3 separate regions of the Mus musculus genome follow, and regions 1 and 2 are each linked to region 3. A link is a contact called in ENCODE POLR2A ChIA-PET data. All regions are on one chromosome and are shown on one strand. The core of a region is the stretch at or near the end of the contact, and the rest is flanking DNA. Distances in the headings are between cores, read along the strand shown.

Region 1 (4,586 bases), core at 373-2,872, 260 kb after region 3:
ATTCACTGAGACATCTTGACAGCATCCATTTTAAGTAAACCTTTAGCTGAACTATAATAGACACAAGAAATATTACACAAGTATTAAATGTACATCTTGACAGACTTAAGACCAGTGTGACAAGCGGGTCCCAGAAACCCCTTCTTTTGCTTGGTAGTCCCAATAGTGATCACTGTCCAGACCCCCCCCCCAAAATGTATTTGTTTTCTGTTATATATAGAATTATATGTAGGTATGTATGTATATAATTCTAATTATTCTAATTATTATTCTAATGCATGCTGTCACATCTGACTTCTTTCATCCAAGATCTCTCTTCACTGTTGCACATAGCTGGACTCTGGTGATTCTGGCTGTTCTGTCCGTGTCCATGGTAGAAATAGGTTGTAATTGCTTTTCCATTCCATTCTTTTTTTTTTTTTATAAAGATTTATTGTTATAGCTGTCTTCAGACACAACAAAAGAGGCCGTCAGATCTCATTATGGGTGATTGTGAGCCACCATGTGGTTGCTGGGATTTGAACTCAGGACCTTTGGAAGAGCAGTCAGTGCTCTTACCCACTAAGCCATCTCGCCAGCCCCTTCCATTCCATTCTTTGTGTTGTTTCCAGGTTGTTGCTACTGTGAAAAGAGTCCCAAACTTTCCAGTATTCATATCTTGGTGTTCATACAGACACCACATTTTGTCCTAGTGAGGTTTCTAGTGATGTAATAAACACCATGACCAAAAGCACCTCGTGGAGGGAAGAATGTAGTTCAGCTTGCAGTGATAGTCCGTTATGAAGTCAGGGAAGGAACTTAAAGCAGGAACCTGGAGGCAGGGACTGAAACAGAGACCTTGGAGGAATACTGCTTGCTGACTTACTCCCCAAAGCTTGTCCAGCCTGCTTTCTTAGAGTGTTCAGAGGTGGCACTGCCCTCAGTGGTGTGGGCTCTGCCACATCAACTACCATCAAGAAAATGGCCCCACAGACTTACCCATAGGGCATCTTGATTGAGGCCCTTTCTCCACCAAGGTTCCCTCATCCCAGCTGACCTAGTTTATGTCAGGCTGACAAAAAACTAGGCAAGCACACATTTCTTCTGTTGAGTGTTGATAGCTTGGGAGTGGAAAGTGTTGGAAAACGGGGTTGGTATAAGTTTTTCACTGGAAGACTATCAGTTTTCCAAAGTATCTCTACCAATTACACAACCTGATTCAAGGAATGCCAAGTTGCTCTGCTACCCCATCTACATGGTCTTTCTCATTCCCGCCATTCTGGCTGAGGAGGCCCGCTCTCCACTCGCAGCGTCTGGCGCGTACTTGGCACTGTTCATGGGACTGTTCAATGAATGAATGAACAAATTAAGTTGGGCAGCGTAGAATCAAACAGCCTGGAGAGGGCAGACGCGCGCACAGAGCATTTCAGGGACGCCCACCCGCCGCGGACGCACACCAGGACAGTCCCTCTCGCGCACCCCTGAGCCCACGTGGCCGGAACGCACCGCCTCGCTCGGGCCGCGCGCGTCCAGCCGCACAGCTGCCCCCCAGCTCTCCCTCTCCGTGGCTGGCAGAGGGCGCTGTGCGTCCGTGCGCCCCGAGGGGCGGGCCCGGGCCGGGGCGGGGCTGGCCGGGCTTCCAGGCCGGGGCTCTAGCAGCCCGCGCCGCCCGGGCCGCTCCGGGGACGGGCCGGGGCGGGGCGCGGTCTTAGGAAGCCAGGCGGGGACGCGCGGAGGCGTTGGGGAGCGAGGGAGGGCGCGGCCAACTCCCGGAGGGACGGCAGGCCGAAAGAGCGGCGCTGGGGCCTGGCGCTCAGCCTGAGATCGCCGGACCACAGGCCGCCCCGCCACGGGCTCTGTCCCGGCCCCAGCCCCGCCAGCATGGCCGGCCGGACCGTGCGGGCCGAGACCCGGAGCCGGGCCAAAGATGACATCAAGAAGGTGATGGCGACCATCGAGAAGGTCCGGAGATGGTGAGCGCTGCCCCCGGGCCAGGGATACAGCCAAGCCACCTCCTCCAAACGCGTCCGCCCTTTCCTGGCCCGCTGCCCCCGCCCACCAGCTGTGCTCTGAATCGACAGGGCGCCCCCTTTCCCCGGCAATTCCCAGAGGTCTACAAAGCGTGGTCCGGAGTGGTGCTTTCCCTGAGCGGGAGCCCTCATCTATGCCCCGCCCCCTGAAGCTTTTGACACTCTAGCAAGCTTGGCCCCGGGTCTTCATTGCCAGAGTCCCTGGCCAGGCCTTGGTGGCGCCCTGCTGAGTGCCCCAGGTGTCTGCAAAACCGCAGCTCCAAGTTATATCCGTTTCTGCTTTGCCCTGGGGTTTGAGGGCTCTTTCTGCTTCTGTGCCAGTGTTAGCGAAGCTGTCCCTACCCTAGCACACCTCCCTGACCTCCAGTCTGTGGGGCTCATCCTTGGGCCTCCCTGATCCAGTCTCCTGACCTCCCACAGGGAGAAGCGCTGGGTGACTGTGGGAGACACTTCCCTTCGAATCTTCAAGTGGGTGCCTGTGGTGGATCCCCAGGAGGAGGTGAGCAAGCCCCAACCCCCAACAGGCCTTGCATCTGTGCAGCCTCAAGCAATTTCCCTCCCAGCCTTGGCCTCCACCTTCAGTCGGCTTGGAGACTCCAGTGTGGAGCCCAGGCAGATGGTAACGATTATTAGGGGGCGCGAGCGCACTTACACACACACACACACACACACACACACACACACACACACTTTCTCCAAGTTCAAGGCCTAACTCAATCTACACAACCTGATGCAGCACCTTTCGCTTCTCTGAGCCTAGGTTTCCTTATTCGTATTGAAGGGCTTTGTAAGAGCTCCCTAGACAACTAGCTCTGATCTTACCTCTCTAACCCCCAGGAGAGGCGGCGGGCAGGAGGCGGGGCAGAGAGATCCCGTGGCCGGGAGAGACGTGGTAGGGGCACCAGTCCCAGAGGGGGAGGCCCCCTCATCCTACTGGATCTCAATGGTATGTAGAGATTCTGGAATGGAGTTGGGTGGGGGGGACTGAAGGAATCCCCTGGGGATCTCTGGCTAATTAACGCGCGGCTTTTGCTTCATCAGATGAGAACAGCAACCAGAGTTTCCATTCTGAAGGTTCATTGCAAAAGGGTGCTGAGCCCAGCCCTGGGGGGACGCCCCAGCCCAGCCGCCCTGGATCACCAACTGGACCCCCAGAAGTGATTACTGAAGATACTCAGCCCCCACAATTGGGTCAGGAGAGAGGTAGGGCCCTGTGGCTCTCAGGAGCCCTCTCATCAAAGTTGAACCCACCATCCTGTCCTTGTTTCTTATATTATGTCCTCTCACCCGGTCCCGCCTCCCTCAGGGAATCTTCCCTGACCCTGGCAGAGATCACCTCCAGCTGTGCCTCAATCCTCCGGCTTCTTAGATCTGTAGGGAGCATATCACCAGCTGACTTTTTTTTTTTTTTTTTGCAGATTTATTTCTTTGCTTGCTTATTGTCTTTTTCTGTTATCATCTCCTGTCAGCCATACCGATCTTGATCATGTGGGATGCGTAATAGATGTTCAGGGAATAAATAATTCCAATAATCATAGGGATTAATAGCAGTAGATTAACAGCTAACAGAACCGCTTGTCTGTGAGTCGTTCCTCTGAGCACTCCGAAGTTCTGTTGTTTGTTTTCGCATTTAATCTTCACTGTCATCTTTTGGGACCAATGATTCTATCATGAGTCCTCTCTGTACACGAGGAGACCAACATCCAGAGAAAGATGCCCAGACTTAAGAGCCAGTGAGCAACACCTTGGGCCTGAGCCTTCTTCAGCTCCTCTGTCTTCAAATAGTCCACCCCTTGTCTGGTCAGTACCACTTCCCAGGCGTGCCTGACTCCTGTGCCTTTGGCTCTGCCTTCTCGTTTCTCCCTTGTACCTGCTCTGGCCTCCACGCCTGTCCCCGGTGGCTGCAGAGCAGCTCTCCTAAAGCACACGTTCGAGACGGCTATTTTCCTGCCTCACATCCTTCTTCGGCTCCCCGCAGCCTCTGGTTCCTTCACTTCACACTGAGGCCTTGACAAACTGTTGCCGCCAAAATTGTTCCCCTGTCAAGAACACCATGACATGGCCCCTGGGCCATACCGAGATTGTTCCAAATACTTTTGCTAATATAAACGGATAGGGCAGGGGAAGCGTCCAGTGGTAGGTGCTTATCTGACATGCCTAAGGCCCTGAGCCCCATCTCTACTACCACAGAAATGTAAGAAATGAATGAGTAAGTGAATGAATGAACTTGCTACCTGGCACTTACTGAGCAGCTCCACCCTTGACCCCCACACACAGCAGCCTCTCGTGGTCTGACTGACACTATTTCCATTCTGCAGATGATTTAGGATCCGTGGTTGCTAAGCATCTATTTCTGTCTGCCTAAGTTCTGCTCTACCTCTGTTGTCTCCTGGCTCACTCCCCACTAACGAGATCCAACCTGACTGAGTCTGCCTTCCTTGGCAACTAGGGATCCCCCTCTGCTGCTGCCATATGTGACCAGTGCCTGCCTGCTTCTTTTGTCCCTGATCCATTCTCCCACCACAGAGTAGCTGCTTAGGAAGTCTCTCTTTGCTTGGTATTACAGATCCAGGGGGG
Region 2 (5,020 bases), core at 1,261-3,760, 280 kb before region 3:
GAGGTGGCCCTGAGGCTGGAAGCTGCAGTAAAGAGGACACTGAGTCAACAAAGCCACAGACTGGAAGCATCACGACTGGATTGGTGAGCCACAAAGTGACACGGACCAAAATCCTTGCAGACTCACATGGTTCTGAACACGGAAGTCAGAGAGCGAGGCCATCAGTCTATCCAGTTCCTGAGTGGCGGAGGTGGCTGAAGGCTTTGAGGGGGCAGGGAATGGGCTGGGAGGGCTGTGGAGGACACCGTGAATCACCTCAGAACCTGCCAGCCTAACACCCCTCTGGTAAGTCAGGCATGCAGGACCCATCATCCGCTTCCCAGCCCTGCCCACTCTACCAAACTCACACAGTGGGTGAGCTCTTGTCTTCAGATTGGTCCTCCTTCTCTTCCCCTTCAGCCATTTTACTAGATGGGAACTGAGACATGATTTCATCTGGAGAGATGAGAGAACAACACTGGCAAGGAGCCCATATCAGTCCACCCTCCCAGTGAAGGCTTCCCGTCCTTTAATGGCTCCTCGGACAGTTTGAGTCCCTTAGACTCTGCCCTTCTTTGCCCTGTCCCCAAGCCATCCAAGACTGTCTCGGTAACCCTGGTACCTGTAATGTTGAACTGGGTGGCATTAAGTTCCTGAAGCAAACGGTCTAGCTCACAGAGGCCATTGCCCAACACACCACTGGAAGAGGAGAATGGAGGAGCCACAGGGGCCACAGGCTTTGGGGACCGAGGCTTGCATACTGTGCTAAGGGCAGGAGGGAACCTGGGTTTAGGGTAGGGAATCCGAGTCCCCTCCTCTGAACTGAAACTGGCTTCCCCATCTTCCTAGCCCAGTTCCCAGGCCCCTCACCTGTATAGATGATCCTTGTCCCCAGTGGTTCCTGAAGATTCTCCAGACCCTGTCTATAGAGAGTAGAGGTATTTGTGGAAGGACAGTCATGTTCCTTGCCTCACTCAGACTCTGATGTCCCCTAGCCCAGACCAACCCAGGCCCTAATGGCTACCCCCAGAACCCAAAATCTCATCTCACCTGTGGCTGGTGGCCATAGGGTGGGGGAGGTGTGAGTGTCTCTGGTGGGCGCTCTTTTGGAGCCCCTAACCGTGACATGTGTGAAGTGGTGGTCTCCAGGTCAGAGAGCAGGGCATCTGTGGTGAGAGGCCCTCAGGGTGAGAGTTTGGGAAGGAGGGGATGTCAAGGTCTTAAGAGGTTAGAGTATAAAGGATTTCAAGTGTCCGTGTTTTAAAAGGTAGAAAGCCGGTGTTAAAGGCAGCGGCCAAAACCATACTCACAGGGTCAGACCAAGGCAAAAAAGTAGAATAGTAGCGCGGGGGGAGTGGGGATGGAGGGGCGGAGGGGGAGGGATGGGGTGGCGGGGTATTTATGATCAGACCTCTCCCTTGACTTACCCTGGGAGCCAAGTACAAACCAACTAATGATCTTTTATTCTCTCCATCTTTTCTGGTGCAGCCCAGATTGTCTCTTACTGTACCCAAATTGTTCAATCGGCTGTATGTTTGACACCCAACTTCCTGATTAGATGTTTGCTGTGACATACTTACTACTTCTCCCCAGCTTGGTCCACTTGGCCACACTGAAGTCTAGCCCTGTCCTTTAAGTGGCCCTGGCAGGGAGCGGCTTTTTGGTGTACGTCTTATCCATGTACTATTATTGACGAGCGCCCTCTGCTGCTGGATCTAGAAATTCTGCCACGAAGAGCAGAGTCTTCTAGTCTCAGCCTAGGCGAATAGAGGGGACGAGATGCCTGGGGCGCTTTATCTACGCCCCGTCCCTTTACTCTTCTCCGAGCCTCTACGGTAGAAGCCTTAGACTTCTTTCTATAACCCTGGCATTCTCTATTATTCTCTTTCTTGCCCTGAGGACTTTCTTGACCTCTGCTCTACCTGGGAGCACTCAACTCTTCTTGAAACCCTGATATAGGTCCTTTTCATCTCCGAAACTCCAGGTCACACTCTCCTCTCTAGTCTATTTTCCCAGTCCCGGGACTCAGTGATCTCTTAACCCCTTCCTACCCAGAGTCTCTGAATCCAGGCCCCCGTGGGTGCCTCAACACTTTGTCCATTGCACAAGCAGGATTGAGTGAGCAGAGAGAGCCAGGGAAGAACGGAGGGAGCGGCTTGTCGCAAGCGAGGCAGGAAAGGGAGAGGCAGGAAAGGGTATGTGGATTTGGGAGGGAGGCACAGGCAGGCTGAGGCGAGAAAATGGAGAGAGAAAGCTGAGATGGGGAAGAAGTGTGAGTTGGGAAGGGGATAGATGCGGGGAAGGATGAGAGGCTAGGGGGATCTCCTCACTCACCCAGGTCCTCCATGGCGGTGCGCTGGCGGACAGCTTGGGGAGAGTAGGGCGGGGGCCGTGTCCGGTGGGGGCGGAGGACGGGGAGGGGGGGGACGTCAGGGAGTTAGAAGCAGGGCCGTGACCATGTATGGAAGCCGGGACCCGCTGGGATACAGTGGGGGGGGGGGGAGCGATGAAGGGGGAGCATGGAGACATGAAGAAAGACAGCACTAGGGCCCACCCAATCCAGCTTTGTGGCTCTGTTTAGAGGAGGCCACACCCCAGCCTTTGCCTCAGCGGCAGCGAGTCCCTAAAGCTGAAACCAAGTCAGAGTGGTTCTTCCATAGCTCCTGCCTAAGGAGTCTCATAAACGGAGGGCCCCAAGCCCGCACCTCCCAAAGCCAGCAGAGTTCAAAGTAGGGCCCCGCTCGCACCCTGGGCATTTTAAAAAGACTTGCGGAATTTGGTTAGAGGCAGGAGTGACATTCTAAGGATCTGGCAGACTACAGGTTTTGACTGCCAGCCTAACGGCAGGAGGCATACATAATAAGAAATGTCTCACAGAGAACAGAGATCCAGACTCTAAGGCAGGACTTTCCCTGAAAGACAGACCTGGGAATAGATACACAGAACAGGGAAAGCAAACCTCAGACCTTAACCCCATGTAAACTCCCAGGATAACAAACCCATTCCTAACACGGAGGAGGTGACCAGAGCCCGTTCCAAAATAACCCTTTCCTAAGGTACTGGTGAAAGAGAAGAAAACGCCACTGACCAGCCACAGAGTGATATGAAGCTGTCTGTGAACTGACCCCTAAAGAAGTCAAGTTGGAAACACCTGGAGATGGGTATGGACAGATGGCTGCTGTCTTGCAGGCATCCTGGAGGACAGATCTAAGCCATAGAATGTGGGGCCCCAACTCTGGAGCAAGTCAGAACCTGGGAAATTTGGTAAAAATACTGAAGCCCAGCATAGCCCTCCATGCCAGCCTAAATCAACCAGAAAGGGACCAGGCCTAAGTACATTTTTTTCAAAAGTTAGGATCTCACTATGGAACTGTCCTAGAACTCCAAAGAGGTACTCTTGGGTCTGCCTCCTCCATGCTGGGATTAAAGGTGTGTGCCACCACAGCACACCCTAATGCATAACCTAGGCAGAGATTTGAAACCCCAGAGGCTCAGGGTCAGCAAGAACCATCTTACCTCACCTTTCTGAAATGCCCAGGCCCTGGCAGGCTTAGTCTAGGGCTCTTGAGAGCCCAGGCAAGGGAACCCTTCCTTCACCCGTGTGCCAGCAGAGGGGCTTTCTCTGAAAGTGACTAAGAATGGGCCTCAGAAACCATACGAACATAGCAGGTTTCCCACTAAGCAGTTGACATTTAACTGGCTTGGACCGATAAGATGGCTCAGCAGGTAAAGTATTTTCTGCCAAGCCAGATGCCCTGAATTTGGTCCCTAGGGCCAGATGATGGAAGCCGAGAATGGTTCCCTTCAAGTTGTCCCGACTTCCACATAGGGAGCACGGCCTGCACATACCTACTACACTAATAAATGGTTTTTGAAAAAACTGGCTCAAGAGCTCGGAACAGACACAGCCTGACAGGTAAAGGACAGTCAGAAGACAGAAGTGTTCTGCCATGCTCCACACAAGTACCCAGCCCAAACCTCTTAACCCTGGCCAGGTTATGTATTTAGATGGGTGGCTGTGTCTAAGCAATGAGGACTTATAAACAGAAAGCAGGCCTCCACTGGGGCTCAAAACTCCATCCTAGAGAAAACCCACCATACCCCAGGTCTGTAGTAGCCCTCAGGAGATGCTTTTTTGAACCCTGAAACCCAGATGGCCTGAGTCAAATCGAGGAGCTCTCAGCAGGTAAGTGGGTGGGGTACCCCCCCAGGGGAAAGCACACAGACGACCCCACACAGCAGCAGTGTTCAAATCTCAGGTGTTTAATTTCAATACCATAGTGCTGAGTCAGGCCAGACCCTGGGCCTGAGCTGTCCCTTGGACTCCTGCACAGACTCTGGTATTGGCTTTTGAGTTATGGATCGTTAGATCTTCATCCTGGGATCCAGTTCCATTTTCTCTTCCGTCCCTGAGGATAGCGCCTTCTGCAGTCTTCTCTCAGGCTGAGAGAAGCCTCCTTTACAGCCAACTCATCCCTTGGGTCCTCTCCCAGGGATGCCAATAGTTTAGCCTAGGGCATATGCACTATGACTCAATCCCCATTACCACAGCCAGCAAAGCCTCAGTGAGGGGCCCTGCCTCCTCGCCTGCTGCTTCCACGAGCCCCGTAAGGGCCAGGGCCCTTTTTCTTGGGCACTGCCCTGGTTCTAGTGTCCATCGTGCACAGTGGGCAGCCAGCCGGGGCCGGCCTAAACGGAATACCTCGCCCACTGACTCCGGGCCACCCCGGGGACTCAAGTGGATGCGGCCCACAGCTTCTTCTAGCTCTTCCTCCAGTGCAGGCAGTAAGAATCGGCCAGCAGCTTCTAGAGCTTCCTCGGCCTTGGAGCCCAGCAGGGGCTGACCAGGTGGGGGTACGGGCCCCAGAGCAGCCCCACAGCCCCTGCAGCCATGCAAATGATGTAAGACAGGCCACGCTGCACCAGGGGACAGGCCTCGAAGCGGCACCAAATCCATCTGGGCTTCAGCAAAGCTGCCGGATAGCAGGGCCCGGAAGAAAGGGGAGGCAGCAGCTGAAGCAGCCCGCTGAGCAGGGAGCTG
Region 3 (5,007 bases), core at 2,365-4,864:
AAATAGTCAGGCGTGGTGGCGCACGCCTGTAATCCCAGCACTTGGGAGGCAGAGACAGGCAGATTTCTGAGTTCAAGGCCAGCCTGGTCTACAAAGTGAGTTCCAGGACAGCCAGGGCTACCCAGAGAAACACTGTCTCAAAAAAACAAACAAACAAAAAGAGCAAGTATTATAATACGTGCTTCTGCTCCCAACACTTGGAGGCAGGAAAATCAGAAGGCTCAAGACCATCCTCAAATATATAGTCAAGTATCTGGCCAGTCTCAGCTGCTAGGTCATCTCTGCACCCACCCACCCAATCCTTTATGACAGGTCTCACAGAATTCAAGCTGCCTCAACTTCTAAATCAGTGGTTCTCAACCTGTCAGGTGACACCTCTTTCTTTGAACATATCTGTTACCATTAACAGTATATAAAGTAGTAAGGAAAATAATCTTATAGTTGGGGGTCACACAAGATGAGGAATTGTATTAAAGGGTTACAGCTAATTCCATCTAATGGAAGGTTGAGAACCAGTCCTAAATGAACAAGACCCTGACTCTCCACCGCCACATCCCAGGTACTAAGATTACAGCAGCATTCCACATCTTCAATGTCACTAATATCACTGTTTAATAAAGGTTCAATTCCATTCTATCTGTCCTAAATCTAGACACCTGTGCCACTAATCATAACACAAAAGATTCCTACAAACTGCATTTTAATCTGTTTTTGTTTTTTTCAAGACAGGATTTCTGTGTAGCCCTTGGCTGTCCTGGAACTCACCTTGTAGACCAGGCTGGTCTCCAACTCAAGATTCAAGAGATCTACTAGCCTCTGCCTCCCAGAGTGCTGGATAAAGTTGTGTGTGCCACCACTCCTGGCCCTAACTACATTTTAAATGTGCTGATATGGAAAGAAAAATGTTTTGCCCTTGTGAGGTAAAAATGGCACCACCTCTGTGAATCACAGATTGTCAGCCAACTTCAAGAATTCCCAAGCAGACCATTTCCTTCCTATCCGTCATTCTAAACTGGTTCTCTCTTTAGCAAACTTGCTTTTTCACAAAAATAGTAAGCAGGAAGAAAATAGTCCAATATAAAATCAATTACAAATCAGTATTTTTGTTTTAAAAGAATGACTACAAAACTTTAGGGAAAATGTGGGAATTTCGGTATTGTTCAGGTTTAAGAAAAGTTAACATTCATAAAGAAATGAAGATGTGTTCTACTAAGAACTCACTGTTTTGGGTCTGTCCATAAGAAGAACCATAGCTGCTCTGGCCGTATCCTGAAGTGTCAGCTGACTGGCCATAACCACTGTAACTCTGTTGGCCATAGGGCTGACTGCTCTGTTGGGAGTAGCCCTGCCCAGGCTGGGTAGGATAGGCCCCGTAGCTACAAGAAAACAGACCAGTAATCTTCAACTAAAAGAATAAGAACAAAAGCATACAGAAATACATAAAACTCAAGTTAGATCAATCACCCTTGCTGTCTTCTAGCATCAGACCAGAAACAGTATACTCACCTTTGAGTTGCTTGTTGGGTATAGTCTGTAAAAGATGGGAAAGAAAAAGGTCTTAATTTTAGTTAAGAATAGAAATAAATTCTTCAACTTTTGTACTAGGCACTCCAGATGAAACAAATCTACAAAAACAGGCATAAGTTAGTTCCTCATGAGACAAAATGGCCAAGTTTTATTACAAAAAGCAAAGAAAGCACAAATTTCTAGACACCAATAAGTCTTAGACTTTTGTTCTGGGTAGAACCCAGGGCTTGCTTGGGACCCACTAAACAAGCGACCACTAAGCATGACAGCCACAGAGCTCTGTGGGTGGACTGGTTCTCTATCTAGAGGCAGGGTTTCTCTGCATAGAACTCACTCTGTAGACCGGGATGGCCTCCAATTTAATACATACAAAGCTCCATCTGCCTCTGCCTCCCAAATGCTGGGATTAAAGATGCCCCACATCGGACCGGGCGTGGTGGCGCACGCCTTTAATCCCAGCACTTGGGAGGCAGAGGCAGATGGATTTCTGAGTTCGAGGTCAGCCTGATCTACAGAGTGAGTTTCAGGACAGCCAGGGCTACACAGAGAAACCCTGTCTCGAAAAAAAACAACAACAACAAAAAAAAAAAATCCAACATCATGTCCTTTTTGCCTTTTTTCTTTTTTGAGACAGAAGTCTCGATTATGTATCTATCCCAGAATTCAATATGTAGACCACCTCGAACTCACATAGATCTGCCTACTTCTACCTCTTAGTCCTGAAACTAAAGGTGTGTGCCACCAAACCTGGCTCAATCTTTAAAAAAAAAAAAAAAAAAAAAAAAAAACTCAAAATACAGATCATCCCTTAAGTTTAAAAATCCTTTTGACTTGTTGCAGGTCTTTCCAAGGCCTGCAACACACGTCACCACATTTTATATCTTCACAGCAGCTCTGTATACAGGAAAGGTGGTATCACCGGATGTCAAGATTAACTTTGACAGTCAGCGCTATTACACAGTTGAGTTCAAGCCCAAGGAAGCAGCTAGAAGAATGGGACTCTCCAACCCCCAAATGGCATGGTGCTCCCAAGGTTCCCGACGTGTGGCTCCAAATAACTGAGCTCCCGCCTACCATGCGCACCCAAAGCAGACAGCACTTTCAACAATCTGGGAAGCTGTAGCTCAGCAGCTCCCTGCAGGAAACCCAAGCTCTACCCCCGCACTGGGACAAAACTGACAGCGAGAGGGTGTGGCCTCGGAGAGCGACTCCTCTGATTTCCTTCCGGCCTTAGGAAAACTCAACTCTGAAGTGGGAAACTCAGGCCGGGGTCCCTGACTCCGTTGGTCATCCCCTGGCGGTCCTCCCAATCCCACGGACACGCAGGCCAGCCAGGAGCTTCCGCTCCCGCTGCGCGGCCACGGAGGCGGGAAGAGGTGGCCCCGCCCCTTCCCAAGGGACCCAGCGAGCAGGGCGAGGCCAGCACCGGACCACAAGTCTTCCGCCGAGGGTCTCGCGACAAAAAAAAAAAAAAAAAAAAAAAAAAGAAGAAGAAAGAAAGAAAGAAAGAAGAAGAAAGAAAAAAAGAAAAAAGTAAAAAAAACGGACCAACTCCTGGCGGGGGGGAGGGGGGCCGCGGCGAGAAGGGGGAGGGGCCAGAGGAGCGCGTGCGCGCACCAAGTGCCCGGATGCAGCACTGCGACAAAGCGAGGCCGGGAACGGAGGGAGGGGAGGGGGTGGGGCGAAGCTGCGGAGACCCAGAGCTCCCTCACCCCGGTCACCCCACGTCGCCAGGCAGCGTCTCTCTCAACACTCGACTCAAGTGACCGGGCCAGGAGAGAAAACCCACGGTCTCCGCGCCAAAGGCGCCAGGGGAGCCAAACAAAATGGCGACACCGCCCTCCCCTTCCCTCCACCCGCTGCTTCCCGCCAGAGGTGGGGGAGCCCACTCGCCCGCCACCGCAGGCCCAGCCGAAAGCCAAAAGCCTTGCTGCGAGGGAACGAGGCCTCGCAGGGACGCGCCGTCGCCGCCTCGCGCTCCCACATACCGTTTGAAGCCATGTCCGCGCACGCGCGCAGCGCAGGCCGCCAAGCAACAAAGTTCCAGACGACCGCGAAGCGATGCCGCGAGGACTGAGCGGCCCCGCCTCCCGCGCCCGCCTTAAGTACGCCTGCCGCCTACGCGCCACCGGGACGTACCAAGTGGAGAAGCGCGAGGGGGAGGCACGCCCAGGTCCCCACCCTTCCCCGGGGATACGGAGAGCTCAGGAAGACAAGAGGGAAAACGAACTCGCTTTATTCCCAAACACTCGCACGCGCTTTCTCCTTGCGGCCGGTGGCTCTCGTCCGTCGCCCGGGGCTCGCCTTCGACACACCTCTACCCCACTAGAGGCAGAATGGTACGACCCGGCCTCCCGCTAGGGGCGGTGCCAGGGCCCTGCGCCCGAGAGCGGAACTGTGTAGTCAAGGCCTGGAGTCTCCGGGTGTGGGAACCGAAATCCTTCCGACCGGCCCAGCGGCTGGGCCCCACTTTCACTGGGGAAGATGCAGCATACTTTCGCTTGCCCTGGCCTAGCAACTGAGTCGAACGCAGTGTCGCTCTGGTCCTCCACATTCTCTCCTGACAGACAGCACACTGATCAGTCTCGTTTTTCACTTAGGAATGCCTCGGCTTGCTGTTCTTTAGACCTTAACAAGGTTTATAGATTGTGACGTTTAACCTGGAAGAAGATGAGCTTTAGTCTGGACCCTATGGCCCTAAGGCTGGTTCAACAATAACACATATGTATACAACTTAAGAGGCTTCAAACCCACAATTACCCCCCCCCTTTTTTTTTTTAATTTGGCCTCTCAGTACCGCTCAGTTGATCTCGAATCCTTGATCCTATTTGCCTTAGCCCTGTGCATCCTGGAATTACAGTCGTCCTGGTTTTCCCCCATCATCATCTTGTAAAGAAATCTGAGGAATGTAGCTTAATGATAGAGCGATCGTTTAGCCTGTGCATGACCCTGCCTACCTCTCCAGTCCCGGAGCTAGGCAGAGGTGGAGGGGAGATGGATCTTATGAGAGCAGTGAGCGGCTAGACTAAGAATGTGAATGAGGTACGAGGCAGTTCAGGGTCAGACCTTCTGATCTTTAAAGTCTAAGCCTGGGGAACTACAAAATGCTTCTTGGTTACAGGAAATGATTGAAAGCATTTAAAGGCATGAACACTTTTTGTCAGTTCAAGGACAAAACGAAATTCAAGGGGGTTGGAGAGACAGCTGCTCTAGAGAAACCACAGGTTCAATTCCTAGTACCCGAATGTGGGCAAACAACCAACTGTAATTCCAATACCAGGGACTCTGGGATCACAGAGATCAGGTAATTCATTTTGCAATGAGTAGGTTAGGATGGGTCTGAGGGAATGACATTTCTACTGGGAGTTTACCAAGTGGATAAGAACAAAAATGACGGGTTGGAGAGAGGGCTCAGCGATTAAGAGCACTGACTGCTCTTCCGAAGGTCCTGAGTTCAAATCCCAGCAACCACATGGTGGC

What was found. ChIA-PET counts read pairs that join two places held with the same protein, here RNA polymerase II (POLR2A).
Region 1: POLR2A ChIA-PET joins it to region 3 with 20 read pairs in embryonic stem cell. The contact joins the promoter of Bcl7c here to the promoter of Fus in region 3. POLR2A ChIA-PET finds 5 or more read pairs at or near these places in 4 of 5 experiments (Patski and embryonic stem cell).
Region 2: POLR2A ChIA-PET joins it to region 3 with 12 read pairs in Patski. The contact joins the promoter of Tgfb1i1 here to the promoter of Fus in region 3. POLR2A ChIA-PET finds 5 or more read pairs at or near these places in 3 of 5 experiments (Patski and embryonic stem cell).

What each region holds. Positions count from the first base shown.
Region 1 is chr7:127,705,802-127,710,387 of GRCm38, reverse strand. It overlaps Bcl7c (B cell CLL/lymphoma 7C), which reads left to right and starts at 1,622. Exons shown (of 6, transcript NM_009746.2): 1 at 1,622-1,952; 2 at 2,430-2,508; 3 at 2,847-2,955; 4 at 3,051-3,212; 5 at 4,576-4,586. The coding sequence starts at 1,861. Mir762 (microRNA 762) reads right to left here and starts at 1,901; the gene lies at 1,826-1,901.
Region 2 is chr7:128,244,302-128,249,321 of GRCm38, reverse strand. It overlaps Tgfb1i1 (transforming growth factor beta 1 induced transcript 1), which reads right to left and starts at 2,510. Exons shown (of 11, transcript NM_001289550.1): 1 at 2,314-2,510; 2 at 1,030-1,145; 3 at 850-902; 4 at 602-744; 5 at 348-435; 6 at 127-232; 7 at 1-22. The coding sequence starts at 2,326. Armc5 (armadillo repeat containing 5) reads right to left here. Exons shown (of 6, transcript NM_146205.2): 6 at 4,222-5,020. The coding sequence ends at 4,505.
Region 3 is chr7:127,966,086-127,971,092 of GRCm38, reverse strand. It overlaps Fus (fused in sarcoma), which reads right to left and starts at 3,614. Exons shown (of 15, transcript NM_139149.2): 1 at 3,516-3,614; 2 at 1,507-1,531; 3 at 1,222-1,376. The coding sequence starts at 3,528.